2 separate regions of the Mus musculus genome follow, and region 2 is linked to region 1. A link is a contact called in ENCODE Hi-C data. All regions are on one chromosome and are shown on one strand. The core of a region is the stretch at or near the end of the contact, and the rest is flanking DNA. Distances in the headings are between cores, read along the strand shown.

The links. Hi-C counts contacts between places; a loop is a spot of excess contacts on that map.
Region 2: a map of v-Abl transformed pro-B cells shows a loop between it and region 1 (4-fold over the local background). The contact joins the promoter of 4931440P22Rik here to the promoter of Slc33a1 in region 1. A Hi-C loop is called at or near these places in 2 of 37 maps with a recorded cell type or tissue (regulatory T cell and v-Abl transformed pro-B cells).

What each region holds. Positions count from the first base shown.
Region 1 is chr3:63,958,939-63,966,159 of GRCm38, forward strand. It overlaps Slc33a1 (solute carrier family 33 (acetyl-CoA transporter), member 1), which reads right to left and starts at 5,795. Exons shown (of 6, transcript NM_015728.5): 1 at 4,478-5,795. The coding sequence starts at 5,252. It also overlaps a transcript of Gmps not described here.
Region 2 is chr3:65,526,719-65,533,939 of GRCm38, forward strand. It overlaps 4931440P22Rik (RIKEN cDNA 4931440P22 gene), which reads right to left and starts at 2,696. Exons shown (of 2, transcript NR_027955.1): 1 at 2,519-2,696; 2 at 765-2,447. It overlaps Tiparp (TCDD-inducible poly(ADP-ribose) polymerase), which reads left to right and starts at 1,729. Exons shown (of 6, transcript NM_178892.5): 1 at 1,729-1,914; 2 at 4,506-5,466. The coding sequence starts at 4,547.

The DNA of each region.
Region 1 (7,221 bases), core at 4,545-7,044:
TAAAAGTGAAAATAGGACACTTCTTATAATCAGTGAGGTCCCACAATTCGTTCATTGGTAAATTTATATGCTAGTAGTACAGTCCTCAGTTGCATGGCACCCTTTAACAACAGGACGTCTGGATTCAATTCCCAGCATCCCCTAAAACCAAAGTGAATTTCAGAATATACTTGAAATATATTATTTTTTAAGTACACAGTATACTGTGTAGAGGGGCCTTACATACCAAAGCATTTTCCACATACTACTTGGTAAAAAGAGCAGCCAGTACCTTCTTTCCTTTGCTTTGTGTTAAAAAAAAAAAAAAAAGTCTTTACAACCTTCTTTCTGAGGAGTGGGTCTCTGGTTTTAATTTTCCCTGAATCTACATTTGTTACTAACATTTGAGGATAAGTTCTAACTTTCTGTATTTGCTTATATATTAAAAGACTCACCATGCTCACTACCTGGTCTCTTTGGAGGCAAAAGAGAGGAACAAATTAAAAGGGTTCATATTATTCACGTTGAATATTACTTACCTAAAAAGCTCAATTTTACTTATGTGTATGTGGGTGTGTCTTATGAATGTACAGAATGTGTGCGCAGGTACCTGTAGAGAGCAAATGAGGCTGTTGGATTCCCAGAACAGGAGTTATAAAGACAGTTAATTAGTGTCCTCTGGAAGAGTAGTAAACAAGCGAGCTGCTGACCTAGCTCTCTAGTGCCTCCCTAAAAGTTGAAAATGTTTTAAAGTTTACTTTGAATTATGTGTAAGGGTGAGTGGGTGTTTGTATGCGTGTGCAGGGGCCTAGGCCAACCACAGACACCAGATCTCCAGAAGATGGAATTACAGGTGTTTGTGGACAATCCAACATGGGTACGGAGACCGTAACTTTAGTACTCTACAAGAGCAGTATTGAGCCCTTAACTTGACTCATCTCTCAAACCCAAAAGTTGAGTTTTAAGGTAAAAACCAAAATCAAAACAAACCAAACCCATGTTTTAAATTTTCTAAGATAAATCTTACTCTTAAAATGTTAAACCATAGCCGGGCGTGGTGGCGCATGCCTTTAATCCCAGCACTTGGGAGGCAGAGGCTGGTGGATTTCTGAGTTCGAGGCCAGCCTGGTCTACAAAGTGAGTTCCAGGACAGCCAGGGCTACAGAGAAACCCTGTCTTGAAAAACCAAAAAAAAAAAAAAAAGAAAAAAAAGTTAAACCATAAACTTTTCCATTTTTAACTCCTAGTATTAGAAAAAAGCTTTACCACCCATCAATGGTCACCTAACTTCTCCCCGTATGACTGAAGGAAAGGTAATATTTTGTTTATTATTGTTTGGGGGAGTAGGCTCTCTCCTTCCACTGTGGGTTCCAGCAATTGAAATCAGGTCTTGGGCTTGTGGTGCAAGCCCTTTTCAGGTGCGGAGCTTTCTCCCAGTGTAATCCTTTAAGCCTCGCATGAGTGCTAAAGGATGTAGTATAGCCAATATTAGAAAAACATACAAACAACTTATGACTTACCTATTTAGTAATGAACCAATTCAGCTTGCTTAAATTCTAAAAAGCATTTGTTTCATAAAAAGGTAATGAGTACTATAAGACAAATTTATTATTAAGGAAATATTGGTCTGCTTTCTTCCCTGTTCAAAATGCTTATCTTATAAATAGTGCTTTACCAGTAGATATAGGATTTATATCCATTACATTTTTTTCCAAAGAAATATACCCTCTTTTTCTCTGATCGACTCCTATATATGCATACTCATTTTAAAACAAATTTCAAAGTCACACAGGGGCTGGAAAGGTAGCTCAGCAATTAAGCGTACAGAACTGACATGGTGGCTCAGCCTAAGTCAGTTAAAAAATTAAAACTTTAACCTATCATTACTAAGAATCAGGCATTCTAAAAGTGGGTGATGCTTTCAGATAACTTGGGAATCACAATGTTATATTTGTCCCATAAAAAAAAGCCTTATATTAAGATAATTCCATCTTAAGGTTTTCCTTGAGGATTCCACTAACTTCTTACCAACTATAGACAAAATATCATATTAACAGTTACAAATACCTAACTCCAAGTCCATCTATCTCTTTCTTTCCTTCCTTCCTTTTCTTTCTTTCTTCCTTCATTTCTTTCTTTCCTTTTCTTTCTCTCTCTCTCTCTTTCTTTCTTTCTAAACAGGGTTTCTCTGTGTAGCCCTGGCTGTCCTGGAACTCACTCTGTAGACCAGGCTGGCCTCCAACTCAGAAATCCGCCTGCCTCTGCCTCCCTCGTGCTAGGATCAAAGGTGTGCACCACCACTGCCTGGCCCATCTATCTGTAAATAGCCTCTTGACAACATTCTTCTCATTATAGAGAAGGAAAAGCCACATCTGTCATCCTTCTGTCCTGTTCATTACTTACTCCTCGCTGTTTAAGGGTCTGTCTTTGCCTCTAGAGGTTCTTGGAAAACAAATGGAATGAGAGAAAAGGTTCAGAACTGTTATGAAGCTATAAAAAAGCAGTCAATATAACCAAGGTTGTTTCCTCCAGATCTTATCTCATCCCATCTTCCTGTTCTCAATTTGCTGTCTATAGAGCACTGCTTTTTAAATGTCCAAACCATTCCTCAGTATATTCCTTCTGTAGTATCCATAATTAATTACAGAATTACAATGTTTTTAAAAGGTTTATGTTCATGTGTACTAGTATTCTGCCTGAATGTAAGTACATGCACTCTGCATTCTTGGTGTCTGTGGAGGCCAGAAGAGGGTACTAAATCCCCTAAAACTGTAGTTACAGAAGGATGTAAGCCACCATATGAGTGCTGGGAACCAAACTTAAAACGTCTGCAAGAGCAACAAGACCTTTTATCAGCAGAACCATCCTCAAACCCTTGGCTGTTTTCTTTGTTTCAAGTTACGGTTTCCAATACACAGATTTTCTAGATACTGTTTTTATCTTCTCTTTAACTACCTAGGCAACGATATTTCCTTATGATTCCACATTCTTTAAATTCCTCAGAACCACTAGGTAGTTAAACTGGGCATGGTGGTGTACATAATTAACTATATGTGTCCTTAGGGAATAGAAGTCTAAGACCAGTCTAGACTCTTGTTGAAAACTAGGGGCTAGACAAAGGTCAATAATAGATTCCTAGCACTGAGAGAGGAAAAAAAGGAAAAAGTCCCACTGGTTAATAATGGGATTGAGACTTAGCACAGTAGAAGATGGCTTCCCTTTTATGTAGAAGTACTAGGTTCATTTCCCAGAACCAGGAACACACAAACAGAAACAGAATACACAGAATATAGTTATGTTATTACCAAATTACAGAAACCTCAAAACTAGTAATGTGGTTATGTGTAAGCATTAAAATTAAAAACTCTTTAACTTAAAATGTTTTAGACTAAATCATAAGTCAACTATGGATAGAAATTAATTAAAGTAAGCTATTTTAGAATCTTCTGGAGAACAAAGTTCAAATTCCAGTTATACCAAAAATAAATAAATAAAAAGAAAAAAAAATCACACCAGCTTACATAAAGGTTTAACTAATAATAAAGTCAACTGTTATCTCTACCATGGTCACTGGCCGGCTATTCTGGGCCTCAGCAATGTTCATCTCTACTGTTCCTAGTTTGCACAGACAGTCTTTATTTGCAGTAGGTCCTCAGAATCCTGCCACTTAGCCAATTCCAGAATGCTTATATTAAATACTCTTCCCATTCAGTAGATGGGTAAATGGGGACTACTTGTGAAATAAAGGTGGAAAAAGATTGAAAAGCAAGAAAACATTCACCAAAACACAAAAGAAAAAATGTGAACCATATGACCCACATTTTAAAATGTATACTTCTGTGTCAGGCAAATGTCCATGGATCTTTAATTCAGAAATTTTGTGATTCTATCGGTTGCTTTTTTCCTATTCACTAAAGAGTACTGATCAATATGACTGTGTTAATAGGCTGACATAAGGAATACTTGAAAGAAGCACACTTTAATAAAACAGAAAACATACTTAGGTATCTATCATATAAGTTCCCAGTAAAATTTAAAAAGCCAGCTGTAGTGGCACATGCTTGTAATATTAGCACTCGGGAGGGTGAAGCAGGACTGTGTCTCAAGCTGGATATATAGAGCCTTTTAAAAATCCTGTAAACAGAATTCAGAAAAAATTCAAAAGCAAGCAGAAGGACAAACATCAAATGGTTTCTCTTCTAGAAAGAATCTGGAAGGAAAAGAAAAATGTGTGTGTGAACTGTTTAAAGGAAGACGACTAGGAGGTAGATGTAGAGAACAAGGCTGTGTTATGGAAGTGATTGTGAGCAAAGTATGAAAATCTCATAATGGAATCCAATATTGTGTTAATTTGAAAGGGAAATGAAGTAAAATATCTTGTGCATCATTAAAAGTAAAAAATGTATGCAAACAAATGAGAGCTCCCATCTGATGTTTCATCAAAAGCATTCATAAGCATAAAATAAACCTAACAGTATAATAGTTTTAAGTACACTACCTGAAAGGGTAACGATTCCCCTGGGTTGAGGCTGAAACCGCAAGTATTTGTTACAAAAGTCAGCAGATTCAAGAGCCAAAAATAAAACATTGCCCAAAAAGTAGCCAGCTGTTTGGCCCACAGAATTGCATGTCGAAGCATAGCCCACGTTTTCCCGGGATAACATAGTTAATGCCCAACCATCCACAGCGATGTCCTGTGTGGCAGCCAGGAATTCAAACAAGAAGAATGTCACAGTGAGAGCAACTACATCCGGTGTTCTGCCATCAATATTTCCGAGCAAACGGTCCACTTGAGTGGATAAATATATCATGAAGATTCCTAGTGTATACTGAGTAGGGACAAGCCAGGACTTGCGACGACCAAAGTTCTTAAAGTAGACGGCATCAACCAAGGGAGCCCAGAGCAACTTAAGACTGAATGGCCAGAAGACAAAACTGAAGAAAGCCTGATCTGTATAGCTAACATTTTTGCTTTGCAAAATGAGGGGGATGCTCCCCGCCAGGCCTAAGGGAATGCCCTGAAGCACGTAAAGAAAGAGTAGTAACAAAATGCTACTTAGTTCGGATCTATAGCTCCGCGGGGCTTTAGGTAAGTCACCAGGGCCGGCATCACCTAGAAGAACTTCCCGGTCCCCCTCCCCGCCCACCGAGTCTCGGCGACTGTCATCCCAGCCGCCCGGTGGCAGCGGGCCACTCTTCATATCCAGAGCGTGGCTAAACATGCCTGACCGCCGCTGCCGACTGCTGTCCTTGTGGGAGATGGTCGGTGACATATCAGAGACGACGCAGAGCCCGGTGTGTGGGGGCCTGAGGCTGGCGTTTTGATCAGTCTAGTCCCAGGTCCAAGGCAGTCTCTCTGGACCCGGGTCACGGTGGTTCAACGCCGGGAGGGCGGACGCGGAGAGACTGGTCGCTGTTTTGCAGCAGGGAGCCAGATCCCTGGCAGGTGGCCCAGGCGAAGCCTGGGTCGCTGCCCACAGGAGCGACTTCAGGGAGCCGGCAAGAGCTCCCCGTGCAGCCGCACCCGGCTTGAGGCTGGCGGAGCGTGCCGTGGCGCTGCGACGGAGTCTGGCTCTTAACTGCAGCGGGGACTCGAACGCTCTCTTGCCCGTCCACCAGCTGACACTGCAGCGGGCACCCTCCTCAGTAGACACCAGAGGTAAAGGATAACTTCCTGCCTCGCGCTTCGGGAAGTGGTTCCCTGCCAAAATGGGTTCCGTGCCTCCCGACGGAGCCAGCGAATCAGAACAAGTTCCGGTGGCGGCGACCGCGAGCAACGTTTGCTAGGAACCATTAATTCCCTCGATTCTAACCCCGAGGGAGGAATAACGCCAGCGTACCGAGCGTCCAGGACGGAACGTCTTAACAAACCCGGTTCCGTTTGCGCATGCGCTTGCATGGAACTCGTGTGCCTCGGCCATTGGGCCCTCGTCGCCACGTGAGCGCGGGTTTTCTGGATTGGCCTAGGCCTTGGTGATAACATTGCACAAGGTCTGTAGGCGAGTTTGTACTTATTTAATTCAGTACATAACTTCCAGGCTTGTAGTTGGGTAATAATGCTGCTTTGTGAACCTGCAGTTACTAAGCTTTGGTGTCAGGTTGTGGGTCCTTTATGCCCGACTAAATGGAAACACTCCTACCTAATACACAGAACGAATAAGGCTGTCCATTTCCCCCAATGTCAAGGAAGAAATGTAGGGGAACGCTAGATACACAGAGTGAAGGAGGTAAATTTCAGTCTGCTGCATCTTATTTTTTTGCCAATGGAAACGTCTCGAAACCACCTTTCTCCTTTCATGTCATCCATGGTTATGCATTTTAAGTGCATAACGACGCACTTCTTCGAGTTTTGGTGAATCGTTGGAAGCTCTTAGAGCTTGAAATGTTGAGATACTAGATTTAGTATTTCAGTGATAACAAAGAAATAAGTTTTCCAAGAATTTTATTGGATTCATAATTGGCCAGTTTTTCAAATGCCATTTCAAGTGTAATAGTACATGCTTTCTTCATTAAAAACAAAAACAAACCATAAATTCCCTTGTGGATTTGCTGCCTTCCCACTTTTCTGATTTCTACAGCTTATTAACCACTTAGCTAATTTCCCATGTTCTCTTCTCATTTCTCCCTGGGTCCTTCCTTTTCCTCTCCTCCCCCTTCTCTCCAGCTCTTGTATGGTCATAGAAATGTGAGACTTTGCTTATTATTATTATTATTATTATTATTATTATTCGTCTTTCATTTTCATTGTATTGATACTGAGTCCTGGGTTACATAAGCTAGCATATGTACCCAGGCTGGTCTCAAACTTATGGCCATACTCCTGCCTTAACTTCTAGAGTCCTAGGATTCTATACATGAGCCACCACACCTAGTCTGATATACTTCAATGAAAGAACACAGTGACCATGAAGTCTTCTAATCTTTGTTAAAGAGAGGAACAGAGTTGGTTGTGGTGGTGCATGCTTGTAATCCAGACTAGTCTATAAAACGAGTTCCTGGCCATCCATGGATATATAGCAAGTCTCTGTCTCAAAAATTGGAGTGGAAAACAGTTTATAGTGTTATCTATGTGAGACCAAAAGTCTCTATTTTTTTCAACAGGATCTTACTGTATGGTCCTTACTGGCATGAAACTCACTCTGTAGACCGGGCTGGACTTGATCTTACAGAGATCCACCTGCCTCTTACTCCTGAACGCTGAGATTAAGGGATGGACTATCTCTCCTTTTTGTTTCTGATTTT
Region 2 (7,221 bases), core at 1,446-3,945, 1.6 Mb after region 1:
ATCTTTGCATTTTCTACATCATTGTCAGCTCATTTGTGCTGAGACACTAGCTTCGACCTTGTGTCCTAAGAGATTTCAGTTAGACTAGGCAGGCCCAGCCTTCAAGCTGTACAGATGAGCTACTGGCACTCTGTCCTGGTGGAATTCCTGAGCAAAGAGCCCGGGATCATGAACAAATCAGTTATGGTTTTAAATAGCTATATTTGGGGGTGATTTGTACATAGCAGTAACTGAAACAGTACTGAAAGTATAAAGAATGTATAAAAAAATTGTTGGAAGAGAATGGAATTTTAAAAGTAGCACGAAAGCAAATTGAACAAACAAAATAGATGAGAGAAAAAAATACGTAGTAAAATGATAGATTTAACCCCAAATATAGTATGTTCAACCGGAGACATGAGGGCTGCATGTGTGTGTCCCAGGATTAAGTTTGGATGCAACCCAACATAAAACCATAAATTTACTTAAAACATTGTTTTTGCAAATATTTTTGGTAATCATTAAGTTAGTAGGTAAAGTTGGGACAGTTTTAAAACGTTGGAAATACTGCAATCTTATTATAGTTTTTTAAAAATAGTTTAATTTTGCTTATATACTAGTCTTTGAATTCTGTCCCAACCTTTCCACTTTAGTCTGAGGGCCTTTACTTGATGCAATTTGAAACAACACTGCTGGGTGATCATTAATCTGGGTTAGCAGTGCCATAAAACTTGGGAACCACAGCCTCTGCTTAGCCTGTTTTTCCAGGATCCCCTTTTTTTTTTTTTTGAATAAGTACGATCTTTTAATTTTTTTTCTTAAATTCGGATTATACAAATTTAATGTTTATTTCCAACTAAAAAAACAACAACAACAAAAAGCTATTGAATACATGAAGTTACAATCCAGATGCCAGTTTCATGTATATTTTTGAGGTTAACTCTCGGTTCCCTAAGTCTCTATGAGTGCAGGGCGTGGGGTCTGGGTGATGAAGGTCGTAGTTCTAAACCTAGTACACGCTCGGCGCGGAAGAGGCGCTCTGACTTGTTAAATGAATTAGTCACTACGTGATCCGTGGGCTGCAAAACACGCGCATAGGCATCTCTATTGTCAAAACCCTAACATTGGCTTCCCCTAGCGGAGGCTGTCCGGGAACAGGCGGCGGGGCGGGCTCAGCCTTCCCGCCCGTACGGCGCGGGGCCGGCGACCCCGTCTGGAGGCAGCGGCGGAGGCGGCCACTCGCTTCCCCCTCGGGATCTGGAGGCGTCTTGAAAGGAGGCAGATAAACAAAGGCAACCGCACCGAAACCGGCCGTTCCGTCTCACAGCCTCTCTCACATCGCGTGCCCGGGTGTCCGCGGAACACGGTGACCCTGCATCTGTCCGCAGGCAGGTGGAGTCCGCCCCACGCGGCGCGCGCCTCCTCTCCTCGCAGGCTCACGGGGGGTGGGAGGTAGCCTCCCCGGCCTCGCGAACCGTCAGAGCCTCGGGGACCCTCGGCCGCTCGCGAGCGGACACTCCCCTCCCTCCTCCTCCTCCTCCCCGGAGCGCCGAGCCGCCGCGCGCCCCTCCGTCCGGAGCACGCGCACGGGAGGCGGGGCCCCAGCTTCCCGGCACTCACTGATCGCCCGGCCCCCTCACCCCACCCCACCCCCTCTCGGCCCCGAAGCTCCTCCCTCCCCGAAGACGAGCCGGCCCGGGGGAGGAGACCGGAAGCCACTTAAAGCAGAGCTGGAGCTGACAGGCGAGCGAGCTGGAGCCTCGAGAGCAGTTGCGGCTTTCAGCGCTCAGGTCCGCGGAATGGCCCGCGCGCCGCTCGCCGCGTCGGCCGCCCACGACCCCTAGACACCGGCCCTCGTCCTCGGCTCGGACCGCTGGCGCAGAGGCGGCCCTCCACGCCGCGCCTGGGCTGCGTTCGAAGGGCGGCTTGCCTGAGGTAAAAGGGGCTGGGGGGTGGGCAGCGAGCGGCGGAGGGACCCCCAGCGGGATGGCGGGCGCCAGCCTCGCCGCCCCGAGTCCCCGTCGGGACAGCGGCGGATCCCTAGACTGCCCGGGAGAGCTGAATGCGCTCGCGTCCGTCGGTGGCGGGGTGGGATCGGGTTCAGCGCCGGGAGCTGGGCAGGTGGATAGATGGACTGGCGCCGCAGGGCTTGCGGGGCCGCCCGCGACTCCTCTCGGGGGGTTGCAGCCGGGGCAGCCCCTGCGGGAGGGCTCGGCGCTGCGGGAGCGTTCCGGCCGGCGCGCGTTCCGGGCTGCAGCCCAGAAGTTTGCAGGCTGTGTTCGAGTTAACTTTGAGTGCCGCACCGGTTCCCCTTCCTTTTCCCCGCCACCCGGAGTGTCCGCTGCGGCTCGGCCCTGCAAGCTCCGGGACTCGCCAGCCGGTCCTCGGGAAGGAGGCAGGGCCGGGGTGGGGGGGAATTCATTGTGGACTCGCCTTGAGTGGCTTCGGGGAGGCGGGGAGGTCGGGTCCTGAGGAAGGTGGGCCGGGAGTGAGGGGGCGCCCGGGTCCCTGAGGACAAGGTGAGGGCGGGGATGCTCACCCTCTCGGCGAAGTGCGGAGCCCGGTGGAACGGGCGCGGCGGGAGGTCGTGGCTGCGCGGAGCGCGGCCGGCAGGAGGCGTCGCTCGGACCCGGGCGTCTCACTCCTTGGCTGTTTGGAGCCGGCGGTTTCCATGGAAGGTGTGACCAGCTCGTGGTGCCAGACGACCGGGGCGTCACGAGGTGAAGGGTGGCGCGATTGGGTTGCCCGCTGCGGGCGACCGGAGGAAACGACCTTCCAATCTTTTTATTTTTCTGTTATGCAAACTAATTGAGGAACTGGTGGCTTCCGCACTCCACTCCTCTGCTTCCTAGTTGAGTTTCCGAGTTTGGTGGAGGGGCAGTAAGAGGAAAAGTTGTGTGCGTGCGAGTGTGTGTGTGCGTGCGTGCGTGCGTGCATGTGCGTGTGCAGAAGTATAAATAAAATCGCTTTAGTATTTTGCCTGGATTGGTGTGATAGGAGGGGATAGTGTGCGTGCGTAGGGGAAGGCACAGGCGGGTTAGATACGGAGAGGGAATACCACAATCTGTGCCAACTGAGCCTTGAGGCAAGAGCACCGAATGATGAATAATAACGCCTGGCTTGGCTGCTTTCCAGTTATTTATGTCTCATGTCAGATCCCTCCTTCGTGAGGCTTTCTCTAACAATGCCAGCTCATACTGAACTCAAATATTTATTTATTTAAAATAAATAAATCTCTTTTGTACTTAGACTAGCACTTTGTTCCATGCCTTGTGTTTTTCTGAGTTTTGATTATTCAGCACTTTTGTATACATAGACTTATAAATCCCTCCTAGATCTTTATATTCGTTTTTTAAAGCACGAAGTCTTACCATTTTGGGTTTTGACCTTCAACCAAGAACAAAGCATCTAATGTGTGCCTTTTCTAAAGTAATTCAGCCACAAAATACAGACATCCTCAGTGGTGAACAGTGCTAGGTACTATACTGGACTCCTAATGCATGCTTGATTAAATCATAGGTTCTTACATCAAGGAGTTCTTTCAGTCTATTGGACAAGAAAAAAGACCATTAATTGCTCATCACTGTCCCTTCTCATCTGGAACAATCTCAGTAAATACCTGGAAATCTCAGTCATTTTAAAGGATCTGGTTCTTGAAAGGAAAAAAAATTCAGATTCTGAAATTTGGTGTTTTTTAATATTTGTATTTTTTTGGTTATAATATACTTTCATTTGTTTTTTTTTTTTAAAGTGGATAAGTGTAACTTTTCTAAAGACAAGGACCCTTTGTATAATCGTGCTGTATTAAGTTTCTAAGGCACGGTACAGTGGTTGTTGAAGTTAGGCATATCCTGATATTCCTTCAGGAATTTTTTAAAAATTTAGAAATCTTTAACATTCAATAATTAAATACTAGAACTTTCAGAATGTAAAAACATTAGCAGGCTTCTGGCTTTCTCTTGTATCACAATTCACTTGAAAGCTTCTGTGTCTATCCTTACACACATACACACACACACTAGTTCTTTCACTTTTTAACCTTTTAAGTTTATCCTTTTGATGAACTTTCCTCCCAGTGAATTTTGTTTTTTGCAAACTCATGGGACAGATCATAAACAACTGTAAAGGGAACCACAAAGCTAAGCAAGAGATGTGGTTTCCCTGCTTCATCTTCTAGAAAAAGACAGTTATTTCTATCTTACAAAATAAAGTCATACCCCAGTAGAATCACACAGCACTTGCTCTGTCTCCCCCTCCTCTGTGTGTGTGTTTATCAATTATTAAGTCAATACATAAGTATTGAAAAATACATTCTCATCTACTATTATCTACTATTATGCAGATTTTTGCATAGCTTTTGAATCTTCATTTCTCAGTTTAAAAAAAGAAAATTGACCTGTAAGAGCTAACTATAATGCAAGCAGTGATTGCAGATAGTTAACCATAGACTAACGCAAAATGTTTTAATGAATGAATGGGTTCAGTTGTCAGTTTTTAAATGATCATCTTTCTTCCTTTCCTGGTAGGATTTGTAGATACTGAGGCACAGTTGGGAGTTAATCACATCATGGAAGTGGAAACCACTGAACCTGAGCCAGACTGTGTAGTACAGCCTCCTTCTCCTTCTGATGACTTTTCATGCCAAATGAGAATTTCTGAGAAGATCTCTCCATTGAAAACGTGTTTTAAGAAAAAACAGGAACAAAAAAGATTGGGAACTGGAACCCTGAGATCCTTGAGGCCAATATTAAATACTTTGCTAGAATCTGGCTCACTTGATGGAGTTTTTAGAGCTAGAGACCAAAACAGAGATGAGAGCAGCTTACATGAACATATAGTGAAAAAACCCCTGGAAATCAACCCATCGTGTCCACCAGCAGAAAACAGTATGCCTGTCCTGATTCCTGATGGGACAAATGTTGAGGGCCAATTACCAGAAGCGCATCCTTCTACAGATGCTCCAGAACAGGGGGTTCCAATCCAAGACCACAGTTTTCCACCAGAAACCATCAGTGGGACAGTGGCAGATTCTACAACAGGACACTTCCAAACTGACCTTTTGCATCCTGTTTCAGGTGATGTTCCTACAAGTCCTGACTGCGTAGATAAAGTTATGGATTATGTACCAGGAGCTTTCCAAGACAATAGTTTTACAATCCAGTACATTTTGGATACCAGTGATAAGTTGAGTACTGAGCTCTTCCAAGACAAAAGTGAGGAAGCTTCCCTTGAGCTTGTGTTTGAACTTGTAAACCAGCTACAGTACCATACTCACCAAGAGAATGGAATTGAAATTTGTATGGACTTTCTGCAAGGCACTTGCATTTATGGCAGGGATTGTTTGAAACATCACACCGTATTGCCCTATCATTGGCAGATCAAAAGGACAACCACTCAGAAGTGGCAGAGTGTTTCCAATGATTCTCAGGAGCACTTGGAAAGATTTTATTGTAATCCAGAAAATGATAGAATGAGAATGAAGTATGGGTATGTATTATAACAAGTTAAAAATTGTTACATGTTCTAATGAAGCTGAAAGTTTGGTATGGTGGTTTCTTTCAGTAGTGTACCAAGTTTTTTGTTTTGTTTTTTTCTTTTATGACTTTTATGCTATTCTGATTTTTCATAGTGTTTAAATTTTAATGTGGTCTCTTTACCTAACCAAAGAAACATTTTATGATTTGAACAATTTAGATGTCATTCTGTTTAGTATGTATATGTTTGAATGAAAGTTGTACATACATTTGAGTGTTGAGAATCAAGTACTATTTTAACTGTAATCACTTGCCTTTAAAAAAAATCCACTGTGAATCTTACATACTAAACTTACCTAGTTTTTAAATTTTTATGAGTTGAGTAGCTTTTTTTCTTTTTTAAATATAGAAACTAATATTTGGAGCTCTTTTACTAAACATTTTATATCAGTAATTCAGAAGTTCTTCATTCGTACACAGACACATGCTATTTTGATTTTTCAAGGTGTTGGAATGTGTGAGTGTTCTGCCTGCGTGAATGTATGTCCACCTAATACTGCAGAGGCCTGAAGCGGGTGTTGAATACCCTGGCATGGTTACAAACGGTTTTGAGCCTCAACAAGGTGCTAAGAACTGAACCTTAGTCCTCTGCAAGAGGCCCCCTTTTCTTAAAAATAGTTTTAATAAGGTATTGTCCAAGAACTCGATTGCCCCTGAGCTACCAATTCTAATTGTTATGTCAAGAGTTTATGAATTCGCCAGGTGCACGCCTTTAATCCCAGCACTTGGGAGGCAGAGGCAGGTGGATCTCTTGAGTTCGAGGCCAGCCTGGTCTACAGAATGAGTTCCAGGACAGCCATAGCTACACAGAGAAACCCTGTCTCGAAAAAAAACAAAAACAAAAACAAAAAAAAAAAAAAAAGAAAAGAGTTTGAATTCTCAAAGCCACTCGAATCCTTCCATCTCCAGATTACAGAACACTTGAGAGCATTGGCCTCTTCACTGATGAAGCAGATTTCAGTCCACTGAGTACTGGAACATTTTGGTACATGAAGTTTCTGTTTGATTTAGTCATAAGGAAACTAGCAGAGTCATTGTCTTACACATTACACTGTTACTGTAAGCAAGTCAAGACAATCATTTTGGTCCCAGAAGGTCCAACAATTCTTTGATCAATAACATATTGGACATTTATATCTTTAAGATCTTTTTGCTTGAAAAGTAGACAGATTTAGAGCCTTTTGTAAAAACTATAGGATCAGTTATAAAGTAGTTACAGTAGGAACTTGATTTCCAAATTAGTCTTAATGATACAAACTAATATTTATATGACACTTAAGAGAGGAAAAGCATGAGTGAATTGCTATTATAATTGATATTGTTGCTACTACATTTTAAGTGGTCCTTATGAACTGTTAATTACTAATGAAATTTTCAGTGAACAAGAAGAAGAAATAAAAGATTGAAAATAACTGTCAAAAGTTAGGCTTTTGGGGAGTTGACCTGTGGTCATTGCAACCTGGTTTTCCTTGTATTCCAAAGCGATGTTGTGTTTCCTGGCAACAAGATGCAGATAACGGCATGTTGAGCCTTGCTGAGAGAATCACAAACAAGCTGGAGCAGCCCAGGTTCACATGGTTACCACATTATTTGGCTAAAGCTATTAATCTCTGTGGTCAGGCCTGTAAAGCTGGTCGATCTGTGCAGATTGCACATAACCAGGAAATGTGTGTTCAGCTGTGTATATATGTTCATATTGGATCCAGTC